2 separate regions of the Mus musculus genome follow, and region 1 is linked to region 2. The links are chromatin loops, found by intact Hi-C in ENCODE. Cell type or tissue: left cerebral cortex. All regions are shown on one strand. Links, peaks and the distances in the headings refer to the core of each region. The heading gives the core; the rest is flanking DNA.

The links. Hi-C counts contacts between places; a loop is a spot of excess contacts. Peaks named below come from ENCODE experiments on the same cell type or tissue, not always from the same donor. Only the 100,000 strongest peaks of a DNase experiment are listed, where the experiment ranks them.
Region 1: it touches region 2 in a loop (3-fold over the local background); 5 of 42 quality-filtered maps call a loop at or near these places.

The regions. Positions count from the first base shown.
Region 1 is chr1:174,498,375-174,506,332 of GRCm38, forward strand. Fmn2 (formin 2) reads left to right here and starts at 3,451. Exons shown (of 18, transcript NM_019445.2): 1 at 3,451-5,217. The coding sequence starts at 3,672. In left cerebral cortex, for the core only: CTCF peaks have their summits at 3,336, 4,334 (motif pointing left) and 5,318; DNase peaks (open chromatin) are centred at 3,434, 3,712, 4,055, 4,289 and 1 more place; H3K4me3 peaks cover 2,395 bases; H3K27ac peaks cover 2,344 bases.
Region 2 is chr1:174,550,686-174,558,643 of GRCm38, forward strand. All of the region lies in intron 2 of Fmn2 (formin 2), which reads left to right. Among named protein-coding and RNA genes, the nearest start is that of Fmn2, 53 kb to the left of the region's middle. In left cerebral cortex, for the core only: a CTCF peak has its summit at 4,952 (motif pointing left); a DNase peak (open chromatin) is centred at 4,872; H3K27ac peaks cover 747 bases.

The DNA.
Region 1 (7,958 bases), core at 2,968-5,467, 53 kb before region 2:
AGTCTCAAGTACTGTCTCAGTTATGTTGTACGTGAACAAGCCTCAGTCTCTGGGGAACTGAGCTAATTTTACTGAGCATTTTTTGATAGCAAGAACTTGCCTACCTCAATACCCACATTTGTGAGTTTCAAATGTACCTTTGAATATCATAGATTTTTTTCCTTATTAATATGCTCTAATTATATTAAATCAATATGTGCTAATCATATTAAGTAAGAAGATTCATTATGATATTTCTATATATGCATATAAATTACTTTTGAAATAGTATAGAAAGACAAGGGAAGTCAAGAGATCAGAAACACAAAAGGAATGCTTCACCCTAGGGGTCTGATTCACATTTTCTTCTCAGAGAGAATCAAAACTATTGACTCAACAGATACAATTAAGACTGTAGCTGGTTGTGGTGTAACACACCTATAATCCCAGCACTTGGGAGTTAAAGTTAATAAGATCAGTAGTTTAAGGCCAGCCTTAGCTATATAGTGAGCCCAGGACCAGCCTGGGCTACATAATACCGTCTTTGAAAATAAATAAATAAATAAATAAATAAATAAATAAATTTTTAAAAAGAAGAGGAAAAAAGAAAAAAGATTGTTTATAGAGGGTTTGGGATGCTATTCTATGATAGGGAGACAGGGACATAGAGATTGCCTACAGAGATGACTTTCTTTCTTTCTTTCTTTCTTTCTTTCTTTCTTTCTTTCTTTCTTTCTTTCTTTCTTTCTTTCTTTCTTTTCTTCCTTCCGTCCTTCCTTCCTTCCTTCCTTTGCATGTAAGTGCAAAGAGTATTTCATTCTGCAGAAGTCCAGCCTGCTGAAGTCTCTCCATTCCCAACATTCTCTTTTCTAAGAGATATTTCAAACAAAGTTACTTGAAAACATGTCAAAAGAAACAAACAACAAAGAAACAAAACAAAGCTATGTTTGCATGGGGCCACACTGTTCTGATCTTTGAGTTTTATATTCTCAATGCTGCTGTTCTGTCACTAAACCTAAGCAGTACACCTCATGAAACTATCCTATAACTTCATTTAAAGAAACAGAATTCTTAGCCTGGCAGTGGTGGCACATGCTTTTAAGCCTTCAATGCAGCACTTGGGAGGCAGAGGCAGGCAGATCTCTATAAATTAGAGGCCAGCCTGGTCTACAGAATGAATTCCAGGAGAGCCAGGGCTACACAGAGAAACTCTGTCCCCCCCCAAAAAAAATTCTTAAAAAATAGACTTCCTACATTTATTTTATTGTGTATCTCTTTGTGCTATATTTTAAGATAGGAGAAATACATAATATATACTAAGACACTGATAGAGCTTTCTTAAGAAGCTCAGCCTCCACTCTGTCTCCCTGCCAGTCTCCTCTTCTTCCTCTCTGTGGATAAGCTTAACCCCGAAGCATCTACTATCTCTTAATAAATTGAATACTTTACAAATTGACTAGCTGCCTCACTCTGACTTGTCCTGAAATTCTTTTTGGTGAATATCCTCAAGGGCTAGCTTTACCTTCCTGGCTGTCCCTAGACAGGGTAAGTCCTTGGGCTGCAGGAGGCAGCCCTGTCTGTCTCCCAGCTGATGTTACTGACAGGGTGGATCCCATTCATCCCCATTGCTCTTTATCATCGTCCCACCCCCCTTCCCATCCCCCATCCACAGTCCCTAATGTTTCTTCTACTACTTTTGTGACCTTATAATAGAGCTCTGTCAACTCTGACCTGCCTCTCAAAGGCCACCTATTCTCCCACATTCAAAGGACTTGGGGAAAAAAAAATCCGTTTTCTTTCTGCCTTTCTTTTAGCTCTCTGTCCTCCCCTCCCCCTTTGTCTCCTGAACTTCTTGGGTATATCACAGAAGAGAATAGCAAAGAAACAAACAGGTCTGAATCAAAGTTGCTCTGCTAGAGAAAGAGCAAGAACCAAGAATCAAGTATCTCAGTATGCAGCATTCAAGGAGGCCGAGAATTCTAGTGGCCTACAGGCAAAGTGTGCCCTGGGGCAGCCTGCATTCTAGAAGAGAGGAGCCAGTAGTCTTGTGAAAGAGGTGAAATAAAGGCTTTTCAGGCTCTCGGGATCCCTTGGAGACTGAGATATTACGCTGGCACAGTTATTAAAGCTGAGTTCTTCAAACTGTTTACTCAAAAAGGCCACCTAAGGACATCAGTCCACCTGCTCCAGTGAACACTTGTTTTAAAGATCATAGTTTGAGAAAGGATGGTAATTGCTGTCTGGATTTCCAACAAAGAGTAACATTGTTTTACAAATGCTACTTTTATGATTTTTTTTTGCTTTTATTGTTTGCAGCCTTTTAAAATACTAATGAAGCTTTAAGACATTTAACAAAAACTATAGTTTAATGTCATTAAAATAAAGAGGACAATTCACAGTAAGAAAAAGTGATTGTTATCTAGGTCTAAAACTTAGGAAGCCCTGGCCCTGGACAAAGTGTGCTTGGATGGGTTTGCTTGAGAAACTGGTCATCCTTTATAGCACAATGTCTAATTTCCTGTGTTTGTACCAAGGGCATTTTTTTTTCTTTTTCCTTTTATACAGCATCACATTGTGACATGTTTAATATTGATGAGTTTGACCTCCTGGGAGTTATAATTCATGCACCCCTTTTAAATACAAATGTTGTCTAATTTATATGGTAAACACATAGAATTTTGGAGATTAGCATGTTAATCAGCTTTAATCTCAGTATTTTCAGCATCCCCTACCTCTCTTTTCTCTGTCCAGAAAGGTCTCACAAAACCACTTTGGAAATGGCAGTTAACGTCCTGTTCTTGAAGAGGCTTGTGTATCAGGCAGAGAGTCTGGGGAAGGAACCTTTCCCTAAGTAGCATGTTCACAAACCTTAAGAGTGTGCAAAGCCATGGTCAAGTATTTAAGGGACAGGACAGACAGGACAGTCCACCCATTCAACAAGTATTTGAACTGGAGCCATACAGAAGTTCTCTCTCTCTCTCTCTCTCTCTCTCTCTCTCTCTCTCTCTCTCTCTCTCTCTCTCTCTCTCTCTCTCTCTCTGTGTGTGTGTGTGTGTGTGTTCCTGATGTTATGGTACTTCTGACCTGGAATTAGGCTTCGATTTTTCTCCTGTGTTTTTCTCTTTGCAGGTCTGCGAGCTTTGAAGTTTCATCAAACTGTTCCAACATTCCAGTTCTTGAAAAGAGGGCAACATGTTTTATTTTCAAGGTGGAGATGAAGGTCCCAGAGATAACCTGTCAGAAAGATTCTAAATTCGATCTAGTCTGGGATACATAAAGACAGCTCCTGCTGTCCCCACCCCCAATTATGAAGTACTAGAGATAGACGGGTTTTCCTACTTGGTTGCAGGAGGAGCCAAAGGGGGCACTGAAGGGGCGGCGGCGGTGGGCGGGGAGCCAGGCCAAGGCTGAGTCCTGTGCAGCCATTGGTGGGGAGTGCGCGCTGAACTGAGCATGTTCGCGCCCGCCAGCCAGGGCCGCAGCCACAGCCGCAGGGACGGCAGCCGGGAGAGCCACCGCGCATTATGCAAAGCGGCAGCAGATGTGAGCGGGGCCAGCTGGGCGCTCCTCGGCCTCCGCTCCCAACGGCCGGCCCAGCTGCCTGAATTGTCCCGGACACTCCCCTGGCCCTCTCCAGGGCCGAGATGGCCTGAGGACCCCAAGGCGCGGCGGCGCAGCAGTGGGGTTGAAACATGGGGAACCAGGATGGGAAGCTGAAGAGAAGCGCAGGTGATGCCTCCCACGAAGGCGGCGGAGCCGAGGATGCCGCGGGGCCCAGGGATGCGGAAATCACAAAGAAGGCGAGCGGGAGCAAAAAGGCGCTTGGCAAGCACGGCAAGGGGGGAGGGGGCAGCGGGGAGACCAGCAAGAAGAAGAGCAAGTCCGATTCTAGAGCCTCGGTGTTTTCCAACCTGCGGATCAGAAAGAACCTGACCAAGGGGAAAGGTGCCTGCGACTCGCGAGAGGATGTGCTGGACTCACAGGCCCTGCCGATTGGGGAGCTGGACAGCGCTCACTCTATAGTCACCAAGACCCCGGACCTCAGCCTCTCCGCTGAGGAGACAGGCCTATCGGATACCGAGTGTGCTGACCCTTTCGAGGTGATCCATCCCGGTGCTTCTAGGCCTGCTGAGGCTGGGGTAGGGATCCAGGCGACCGCGGAGGATTTGGAAACTGCGGCTGGAGCGCAAGATGGACAAAGGACCAGTTCTGGTTCAGACACGGACATCTACAGCTTCCACTCCGCTACGGAGCAGGAGGATTTGCTCTCAGACATCCAGCAGGCAATTCGTCTGCAACAGCAGCAGCAGCAGAAGCTGCTGCTCCAGGACTCCGAGGAGCCTGCAGCGCCCCCCACTGCCATCTCCCCTCAGCCTGGGGCCTTTCTGGGCCTGGACCAGTTCTTGCTGGGACCTAGAAGCGAGGCTGAAAAGGACACAGTACAGGCACTACCGGTGAGACCTGACTTGCCTGAGACCACCAAGTCTCTGGTGCCTGAGCATCCTCCGTCCTCCGGAAGCCACTTGACCTCCGAGACACCAGGTTATGCGACCGCCCCCTCCGCAGTCACAGACTCTCTCTCATCACCAGCCTTCACCTTTCCGGAGGCTGGGCCAGGGGAGGGAGCCGCCGGAGTTCCCGTGGCTGGAACTGGGGACACAGATGAGGAGTGCGAGGAGGATGCTTTTGAGGATGCCCCCCGCGGCTCTCCAGGGGAGGAATGGGTCCCAGAGGTGGAAGAAGCCTCACAGAGGCTGGAGAAAGAGCCGGAGGAGGGCATGCGAGAATCCATTACCTCCGCAGTCGTTTCTTTGCCTGGAAGCCCTGCGCCCAGCCCACGCTGCTTCAAACCTTACCCACTCATCACCCCCTGCTACATCAAGACCACCACTCGGCAGCTCAGCTCTCCTAATCACTCCCCGTCCCAGTCCCCCAACCAGAGTCCTAGGATCAAAAAGCGGCCGGACCCTTCCGTGAGCCGGAGCTCCAGAACCGCCTTGGCCTCTGCTGCAGCCCCGGCAAAAAAGCACCGGTTGGAGGGTGGCCTCACGGGCGGCCTCAGCCGCTCAGCCGACTGGACCGAGGAGCTGGGCGTCCGTACGCCAGGGGCAGGAGGCTCCGTGCACCTGCTGGGGCGCGGGGCTACTGCGGATGACAGTGGTGGCGGGTCCCCTGTACTGGCCGCCAAGGCACCTGGGGCTCCAGCGACAGCTGATGGCTTTCAGAACGTGTTCACAGGTGAGCGCGCCTGCCACGTATCTCCGGGTGGCAGGTCGCCTGCCAATCAGGTCCTTCCTTTACCACCCCGCCCCCTCCACGTTCTGAAAGGCCCAGGCCTGTTATTTACCGCCAGGGGTGTCTCCTCAGTTTAAAGCCTTCGGTGTGTTTATTCTCTCTCAGGATAGTAAAGAGGGAAAAAAAATGTAGTTGTATGTCCAAAGTCATCTCAAAAGAGGACTGATAGGCTCACTGTCCTAGCCTCCTTCCCTCTATGAATATTAGCCCCTTTTGTGTCTTGCTACCTCTGTCATCCTTCATGTTATTTCTTTTCCTTCTATGCTTTCACCGTTTAAAACTGTACATAGACCTTCCCAAGGATTTGTATTGCTGGCACACAACATTTATTCTAGTACATTCTAAAGGTTAGGTCTGACCACCTCGAAGATAGTTTCTACCATGCAGTGGTCTGGGTACCATACAGGTAATTTGCGAAGTGATTACTCCTTTTTGGCTAATGCTAGCAAGTATAATGTATGCTCATAGAAAATGAATAAATAATAGACCATTAGTAATGTGTTATTTATTTATGATTCTAAGGAGTGAAACGAGGGACTTTTGCTTGCTAGGCTGGTACTGTACTACTGAGCTATGGCCCCAGATTTCCGCGATGCTTCTTGGTAAAGGGTTACGATAAGTTGCCTAGGCAGGCATTGGACTTAACTTGGTGATGTCCCGCGTCAGTGAGAGGAAGCTGGGATGTGGAAATATTGAAGATGGGAAACTGAAAGCACAGGGCTCCCACTGGTACTGTCTTCCTTAGGTGGCTGTGCCTGTGATAGGTTCAGTCTGTGTGATAGACCACGGACAGCATCATCAGCATCAGCTTCCTGGGCTAAAATTGAATCTGTTCATTTCTTCTTGTAGGTGCAAAGTACCTCTAAGGCGTTAACTGCTAATGTCAGTTGGTTTCCTGTTTCCCATATTATTACTGAAGACATGCTGTTCAAATATAAAGTGCAGAGAGAAAAATAGCAGCATTTAATGCTAGTACTGATGGGTTTCAGAAAAAAATATATGAAAAGTTAAAATCTTTAAATGCAATTTAAAGTGTGTTATGTTATTATAATAAACAGGTTATCATTTAGGTGTATAGCAAGTGCCTGCAGTCTCAGCACTTGAGAGGCAGGGATAGAAGTTTGGGCAGATGGGTTCTTGGTTGGCTAGAAGCTGTAGTAACTATGTTTCTTAAGTACATTTATTTTATTATTTTTATGTGTGTGTTTGTTTTGCATGCATCTGTGTCTATGCACACTATATCTGTGCAGTGCCTGCAAAGGCCATGATAGGGCACTAGGACTGGGTTACAGATGACTGTGAGCCATCATGTAGGCACAGAGAATCTAGCTCAGGTCCTCTGGAAGGGCAGCTTGTGTTCTTAACCAACGATCCAACTCCCAGACCCTTTAGTACATTTTTTTCCTTTAATACACTTTTAACTTACTTTTATGATAGCCTTTATTTTGATTTTGATTTATTTAAAGATCATAACCTTAGAAGTGATTTTTATTTACTTTATAGACTTTACTTTATTTACTTTATACTACCATAGTATTTCCTCCATGTTCTTTAATGTGGAGATTTACTGAAAGGGGAAGTTTAGAGTCATGGATCTACTAGACATGATGTAAAGTAAAATTAACACATTCAAACTGAAAAAGTCATATTTTTACAGCTGACGATTGAACTGTTCTTGGGATAATGTTTTCATTGTTTGGATTTGGGTTTTTGAGAGGAGGCCTTATGTAAGTAACTCAGGCTGGTTTCAAACTTCTTCTGTACTTGAGGACTACCCTGAATGCCTGATTCTACCTCAGTAGTTCCCCAACTGCTGGGAGTATAAGCTGGTGCTATCAAGCCTGGCTCTTAAGATAATTTTTTTTTTTTTGTGCTGAGAATAGAACATAGAGTCCCAACTTTCTAGGCAAACCTTTACCAGTGAGCTACAGCCTGACACACAGACTACTGAATTGCAGCCCCAGCTTTCCAAAGTTTACTAACTGAAAGTTACTGACAAGTGGAGAGCATGGGGCGGGGCAGCTCTGTAGGAAAGCAGTTGTCTAGCATGGACAAGGACCTGGGCTTCAGTATCAACACAGAAAAGAAGTACAGTGTGAAAGAACCTACCGTCTACCCATCTACCCCGTTTATCTATAACCTATAACCTATGATCTCTCTCTCTCTCTAACCATCTATCATCTTTCTATCATCTATGATGTATCTATCACTTATTCACTTATGATCTATCTATTTTACCCTCTATCTATCTATCAACTATCAACGATTTAGTCATCTATCAATCATCTATTATATATATATATATATATATATATATATATATATATATATAATCCAGCAATCACAGTTCCTCAGGGTTTATCAAGTATAAAGCAAGAATTGACTTAATAGAAGTTATTAAAGGAGAATTAAAGAGAGTCCTGAAAGATCACAAGACCTTAAATATATTGAGGTTTTATTTACCCCGGACAAAAAGTATTCTTAAGTATTGGGTTTCATTTAATTTTGCTATTATTTTCAAATTTCAAATGTGTAACTCTTGAAGGAGCTGTTCAGTAGCCTGTGAGTTTTGTTGGCCTCCTCAGGCAGATTTCTGTTATTGTACAGAGTAAAAGCCATTTTTGTGTGGCAGTCATCTGCCTGTGTTAGATGGTTGGAAATTGCCACCAATGGACAGCAGGTCG
Region 2 (7,958 bases), core at 3,605-6,104:
TTGAATGTGTGGCCAGCTGGAGGTGTGGCAGGGGCACGGCTCAGAGCTGTGGCAGCAGAATTGTAAGGCTGATCGATCACAACCAGGTCAATAGAAGGAAGCCGAAAGGGTGTGTCTACCTCCTAATGGTTTTTCTTTCTTCTTCAGAGCATGAGTTACTTGCTAACTTTGATTCATTTTCTCAGGCTGTAGCAGGCTTCACGTTGCTGTCTGTTCTGGGTTTGGTGCTGGTTTGTTTGTTTTGAATCCAGGGCTACATGCATGCTAATCTTATACTGTACTAAATGGCATCACTAGCCCTTGGTGGTTGCAACAGCCTCCAGTCTTTAAAAGCATAGAAAGGTCACCACAGCAGATTCGCTGTAAATGCCTTGTAAGTAGGCATTGCATCTTCATCATGAACTTGTTAATGAAAGGCTATATTCTTTACAGAAGAAATTGATGCACAGGGAAATCATGTTCCTGCCTGCTCCTACTTGTAGTCCATTGTCAGGGCAAATCCTTCCAAAAGTATTTTTGCAGTTTTAGCCATCTCCTGCTTTAATGTACCACTCATAGGTGCTGAAACAAAAATGTGTCTTTGCTCTGGGTTCTTAGTCTATAAATTACTGCTTGATTCTGGCTGTTTTCTTGATTCTCTGTTAGTTCTGTTTTGGGGGGCCTAGTGGGTGCTGGGCTTGAACTCAAGGCCTTCCTTGTCCTTACTAGCTGCTGTCCTGCCAGCCACACCCTCAGTGTGATGCATCTTTCTGGTATTTGTAGACTCTTATTTGCAAAATAGGTGATGTAGAAGAGTTCGCAGGTGATGTTTTGGGGACTCTTCCCCTCTATGTTGCAAATTGACCTGAGTGTGCTGTGTCAGAGGCATTGGAGGAGTTATGTTTGTGTCTTTTCATGGAGTCAGGATTTGTGGATAACAATAAATTACCAAGCCACGTATGTTTCCTAAGTTGCTATCTAGCATATAATCCCTCTTTTATTTGACTGCATGGCTCTTGGCCATCACAGTTTCTTTCATTCCAATCTTAATTATGAATGTTAATTCTCAGAGCACATACTACACTTCACCTAGTAATAGTATAGAATGGCTACAAACAAGACAGGAATGCAGAGGCATTCAGAGGTGCCTTAATGGAGCCAAAGGCAGACAGCCAGTAAAATGTAGAGAAAGTTGCTGTTGGCTTGATGTCAGCTGTTTTCTTGAAAGTAGTGACTTCTCTGTTAGTTCTTTTGGGGGAGGGTTCTGGGTTTGAACTCAGGTCTTTCTTTGTCCTTAATATCTGCTGTACTGCCACCCACACCTGTAACTTATTTATTAAAGAACACACCTTGGGAGTGGCTAAAGACATCCTGAGATGAGCCAATTGAAAGAAGATTGGTAGAAAGTAAAGTCCAGGTGAGGCTCATGCGGGATAGTTATCTGAGGGGGTCCATGGATCAATAGAGATCAAGGGGAGGTGAAGTCTGGGAGAAAATCGGGAGTCTTGCCTGTCAACCCTGTGGTACAATGTGATGGATGGATGACAGTTCATCAGTGCACCTGTGCATAATGTCAGAGCTTCCAGCCTTTTGTGACTGGATGAAAGAGTCACATCCTTTGCAGAACTAGAGTTTTTGTTAAGTTCATGGGCCTCGATTTGCTCACAGGATCTTGATGCATTCTTATCCCCATGTGTTCCTCATTTACTTAAGCTCATAGGTGATAGTTTTCAGTTGCGTGAGTAAATTCCCAGCCGGTTTTGTGATGGATCGGTGTTGGTTGCTTTGCTTGCACAGTGCTAGTGTAGAGTCCTGCTCCAGCATGTGCACACACAGTGGAGTCCGTTGCTGCTTTGTGATATGAAATCATTGCATGGGTAAGTCACAGGCTAAAAAGCGTGTGTTTTAAAGTATAAAGACACATGTGAATGAAAATGTATGATGGAACCTATTATTTCCTACGCTGACTTAGATCAACAGGTGCTGAGTTCGGATCCCAAGCTCTCATAGGAAGTTGGGTGTAGCAGTGTGTCTAAAACTCCAGAAATGGGGTGAAGGTGGGACAGTGGACATAGCCATTCCAGAAATCTGAAACTTACTGACTGGCCTAGCACTAGGGATCAAACCCAGGGCTCTGTGTATGCTGACAAGTTCTCTACCACTCTCTTATGTCCCTAGACCGAACTAATTGATCTATAAAGCATAGACTGGAGAGTTGACTGTTTTGTTATTTAGTAATTTAAGAAGTCACTCTAAATTTCAACTGTTTGGATAAATTTATGAGTGTACTTCTGGCTTGCCCGATACCCATCCGATTTGTCTATGGTGCATATGTCATTGAAAACTCCTAGAGGCAATGCCCTTGAAGGTGTTATGTCTTTGAAGTCCCTGTGGTGGGGTACTTCTGTGGTGAGGTGGAAGGTGAGCAGGTGGTTGCTATGGTGAATGCAGGCGAATGAATTCCAGTGGGTGTGTTCAGTGCAGTTGGCAAAAATGTGCGAAAGAGCCAGGGAGATTTTCATTTCTTGTTTATGATCTTGTTTATGTTGTGATCCTGAGTTCAGCACTTATACAGGACAAGTGTTTTTGTTCTACTTCGATTATTTGATTTACAATTTAATTTTAACCTAGTTTCATCTGTTGGTGTGGAAACTGAAACTCAGAAAGGATGAATGGCTTGGCCAGGGTCACATAGTTTTGGAAATGGCAGACGTGTAATTTCAGCCCAAGAAGCTGTTGCCCTTCATATTACACCCTCCTCAACCACAGGGCACCATTGGCTTTAGTTCCCTTCCTGCTAATGCAGCTTGTTTGAGTTACCCTTGCCTTGGGCCAGAGCCTGCACAATAGGCTCTAATTAGTTTCTACTTTGCTATTCTTGTTCTCTCTAATTTCTTCTTCCCAATCTCTCTCTCTCTCTCTCTCTCTCTCTCTCTCTCTCTCTCTCTCTCTCTCTCTCTCTCTCTCTCTCTCTCTCTCTCTCTCTCTCTCCCTCCCTCTTTCTTCCTCTCCCTCTCTCCCCCCCTCTCTCCCCCTCTCCCTCCTTCCTTCCCTACATCCCTCCTCTCTTTCCCCCTTCCTCTTGCCTCTCTCTCCCTTCCACCTCCTCCTCCCTCTCCACCTCTCCATCGCCCTCTTGTGGTGGTACTGTGAGGTAAAACCAGGACTTTGTGCTTGCTTTGGCAAGAGCTCTGCCACTGACAAGCATCTGTAGCTCCAAATGATTAATTCTAAAACAAACAGTATTGGGCCTTGTTTGCTGTGGTGGGGATGTTTTAACTGTAGGATAACCAAAACTTTGTCAGTGGTCCTCAATGATTCCCTTAGCTGCCTCCTTGCTAGATCTATGGTCTCCTCTTCCTAGTCCCTGTGCCCTGGGACCTTTCTAAAATGTTGATTGTTGCCCTTTAGAAAACAACAACAACAACAACAACAACAACAACAACAACAAAATCAAAACATGGAACAGCTCTGAGGATGGCTCTGGAAACTTGGGTATTTGATCATACAGGTTTGGGGAGACTGCACCCCAGAAAAAACGTGTCCTGCAGATATAAGTTGCTATTTAGGTATGGAAGTTGTTCTTGGCTCTCCCTTTGAATTCTCAAGGGTTATGTTCTGATGATGAGATGCTGTGCTAGGATTAAGTCTAGTGATGAAACATTTCCCCTGAATTGCTCATTAATTTTGGTTAAATTCTTGTGTATAATTGAGAAAGTTGTCAGCAGAGGGGGTGGCAGTGAAAGAGAGGAAGAAGGCTGAAGTGGGGGGGAATAGCAAAGGTGGAGAGACAACTGGGGGGTAGCATCAAATCGTCAGTGGAATTAATGCCACCTTTTATTACTTATGATAAATTTCTATTTAGTTCTTTCATTTTTCTTTCCTCTTCTTTTCCCCATGTTATTTATTTACTTTTGAGACAGGATCTCATGTAGCCCAGGCTAGCCTGACACTTGCTATGTAGCCAATGCTGACCTTGAACTCCTGATCCTCCTTGCTTTGCCTCCTAAATGCTGGATTCCAGGTGTGAACCCCCAGGCCTGCCTTCTGTGTTACAAGGGATGAGACTCAGGGTTCTGTGCCCACTAGGCAAGCTCTCTCTTCTGACCAGGTCTTCTGACAACCCCATGCCTCCTTCATTTTTCTTATTTGAAAAACAACAAACCAAAACAACTTGAAGTATAAAATTCAGGTATTCAAATTCAAATCTAGAAACTTAACTGAATAAAAATCCCATCTGTTAAAAAATTTATTCCTGTTCAATATATACTGTATATTGAACAATATATATAGGCTTAACCCCAGACTTTCCTTCTTTCTTTCTTTCTTTCTTTCTTTCTTTCTTTCTTTCTTTCTTTCTTTCTCTCTCTCTCTCTCTCTCTCTCTCTCTCTTTTCTTGCTTGCTTTCCTTTTATCAATCAGTGTTGGCATGACACATTGAAATGTACTTTTGCAACACAAAGTATTCCAAATAGTAAAGTTTAGGGATATTAAATAATCGTTTGTCTATCAAACATTCAAACAATCCTTAGAAATGTTAAAGACCTTCCTTTGTAGTAACCTTGTTTATAGAATATATATTCTAGATCAAGAATTTTATATAATGCATAACATGTAATTATATATTTTTGCATATTTTAAAGTCCTGTATCATACATCCTAAGTCTGATTTTATTTGAAGTAATTTAATTGTACTTAAAGGTGTGCATAAAATGAGAAAAGGACTATTGATATTACACTATTCTGTTCCTTTATTTTAGGCATGCTTTTCCATTATTTTATTGCACTGCTCATTCCTATGTCTCCAGTTTGTGCTGGAAACAGGATTAAATTGAAGGCAACAGCTCTCCTGTGGCAACTGAAGTGCTAAATTTCAGTCAAAAATAGAACTGGGCTTCCTTTTGTGCATCCCTCATTTGTGTCCAGGGAGTCAGTTACCACGGCGTTAGCTTTGCCCTCTGCTGCTCATTTCGAATTCTGCAAGGAAATTCTCAACACTGTTCATTTTGAATTTACAAAATTATTGGAAGACATTTATACATCTCTCCACTGTGAGGTTCACTAGAAAATTTTAGTTTTTTTTAAATAAAATACCTAAGTCACTTTGTAAAATTGGAGAGAAATGAAACTCTTCCCATTTCCTAAGATAATAACATTTATTTATTTATTTTAACACTATGTACTAATCAAAACAAGGATATTGTTAAGATTGTAACAACCCTAGGGAAAACAATTCAAATGTTGAAAAAGTAGTCTCTGTCCATTCTGAGGGGTCACTTCACCAATGTCCCTTGATAAGTTAAACTAACATGATATTTTGTTTTCAAGTGAGACATGTTGCAAACCAAGTTGAATTTGCTAAAGGATTGACCTCCACTTAGCTGCTTTTCCTTTTTAAGGCATCACAGGGCTTTACAGCTGGTGATATCAAGACACAAAGCAAAGGTCACTGATGCTCAGATAGAGTGGGCTCCAAGGGAAACTTTGAAGATAGCCATCCATTACATTTAGTTAGCAAGAGTGCAAATGAGCCCTGGCTAGTCTCTTCTATACCCAGCAATAACATGCGTACCAATGGGTGATGGCTAGTCCTGTTTCTCACTTGACTAGATCTGGAATGAATTACAGTCCCAAAATAAAGGGCACCGTGATCTTGATCTTGCATCTAGAAGACTCCGGCTTTTGATCCAGATCTTGAGAAGGGAAGGCACAACTTTAATCTAGGTACACCTTTGCCTTCTTGACCTTGACTTGTTAGCATAAGGCTTGCTACTACTTCAGGATACCAGTATATACAGAAGACCAGCCTTGTGGGACCGGGAAACTACTAGATTCTTGAATTTTCATTCACAGCTACTAATTCTTGTATTAGTAGGACGGCAGCATTTAAGTCATTCCAATAACTACACTTCCATATAAACATATGTGTGTGTGTGTGTGTATACACACATCTATCTATCTATCTATCTATATATATATATCCACAGATGACTAACGCACAGTGAAAAGAGTCCTCAGTCTTAGTTAGGGTTTTACTGCTGTGAACAGACACCATGACCAAACCAACTCTTGTAAGGACATTTAATTGGGGCTGGCTTATAGGTTCAGAGGTTCAGTCTGTTATCATCATGGGGGGAAACATGGCAGCATCCAGGCAGGGCTTGGTGCAGAAGGAGCTGCAAGTTCTACATTTTCATCTGAAGGCTGCTAGCAGAATACTGACTTCCAGGCAGCTAGGACGAGGCTCTTAAATCCCACACCCACAGTGACACACCTACTCCAACAAGGCTACACCCTCTTCAACAGGGCCACACCTTCTAATAGTGCCATTCCCTGGGCCAAGCATATACAAACCATAACAGAATCCATCCCATACCCTCAGCTGTAACTAAGAAGTTGTAGGCAATCATGAGGGCAGTTTTACAAAGTTAAGGCCAAGCAAAATAAAAGAGGCATATCTTGATTACAACCTCATTGGATTGGTCTGATTTAAACTAGGATTAACTTTGACTTCAAAAATGGGGCGGTGCAGATATTCTTCAGCGTGCTGCCTCCAGAACTGACACTTCTTTTAAACTCCTCAGCTAACATTATTACCTCACAGATAAAAATTCAAGCTAATGCATCTCAGACAACTCTGTTAGTGATTGTAATAAGCACTTCTGTAGCTCGTACACTAGGATGAGTTTTAGAGCCATCTGGGCCTTATGGCACTCGTGGGAGGTGCTGCCGAGTTCCTCGTAGAGGGGAGGAGACTGGTCATAACCATTAGCAGAGAAGTGATTGGCTCTCAGGCTATTAAACTCTGCCAGGCCTGACTTGCAGTAGCCTTTGAGAGTCTTTTAGGATAATTGTTCCAGGCTGTGCATATCAATGTGTTAGGGTTTTGGAAATCTGTCCAAAGGCCAAGGGACAAGTTCTAAGAGGAGCCTGCCTTTGTCCAGAACTTTAGAAAGTAGTATAAGGTCAAAAAAAAATATCATCTTACTAGCTTTCCACCCCCTGATAGGATATGCATGGATGTTACAACTTTGTACTTTGTTTACAGTGTTGATTGAGAAGGAACTAGTTCTGAGTTTCTGTTTTCTTCTTTCAAGCTATATTTCAGCTCTCTAAGTGAAATGCTTGCACATGAGGGATTATCTTGTTTTTGCCCTGTGTTGATAACTGTAGTCATATGGTGCTAGGCTTCTCCCAACCTTTGAAACCATCCCCCATCTAAGCATCCGCTCTGGAGTCTGCTCTATAAGTAGCAAGGGTTCCCACAGATCTTAGTCTTAGTCTCAGCCTGCTTCCTGTGCTATAAATACCCACTGACAAGCTTTACAGCTAAGTTTTCATTTTTAAGGTTCCCCCCCCATGAAGAGACCAACAGTTAGCTCTAATATATGCACTACTTCTCTTTCCCACGTGTTATCCTGAACAAATTCTTAAACCTCTGTCTTCAGCTCACACCTTTGAGAAATGTCAGCACTGGAGTGTGAAGTCTGCATTTTGAGGGAGGGAGTCTTGGAAAATTGTGAATGCGGTTTCATTTGGTGTTTCCTTTGCTTGAGAAAATTGTTACAGGTGTTCAGTTAGCCCATGCTTTTGCAAGGTTCTTGAGGACAGAAGAAAGCCTGTCTCTGTTAACTGGAACATTCAGGGTACAACAAGCCCAGAGCTTGACACCGCTGATACAGTAGGTTCAGCCAGTTGCCTTCTGTCCTGAATAGGAGTTTATTTACTGTGGCGACATTGGGAAAAGATAAATTAACCAGGACTAGTGACCTCTCCCCCTAAACCCATCTTCATCTTTTGGGTACTAAGATGTAAGTTATGTACATTACATATACATAACCAAGCAGCATCCTAGCCTAGGGATGGTTCTGCCCCCCACTGACCCTTGTTTGCTCAGCCTGTCTCTCCTGTAAGGCAGTCTAACAAGTCACAGTTCTGTGAAATTTCTTCCAGGGAGTCATCACTCCCCCATAGCACCC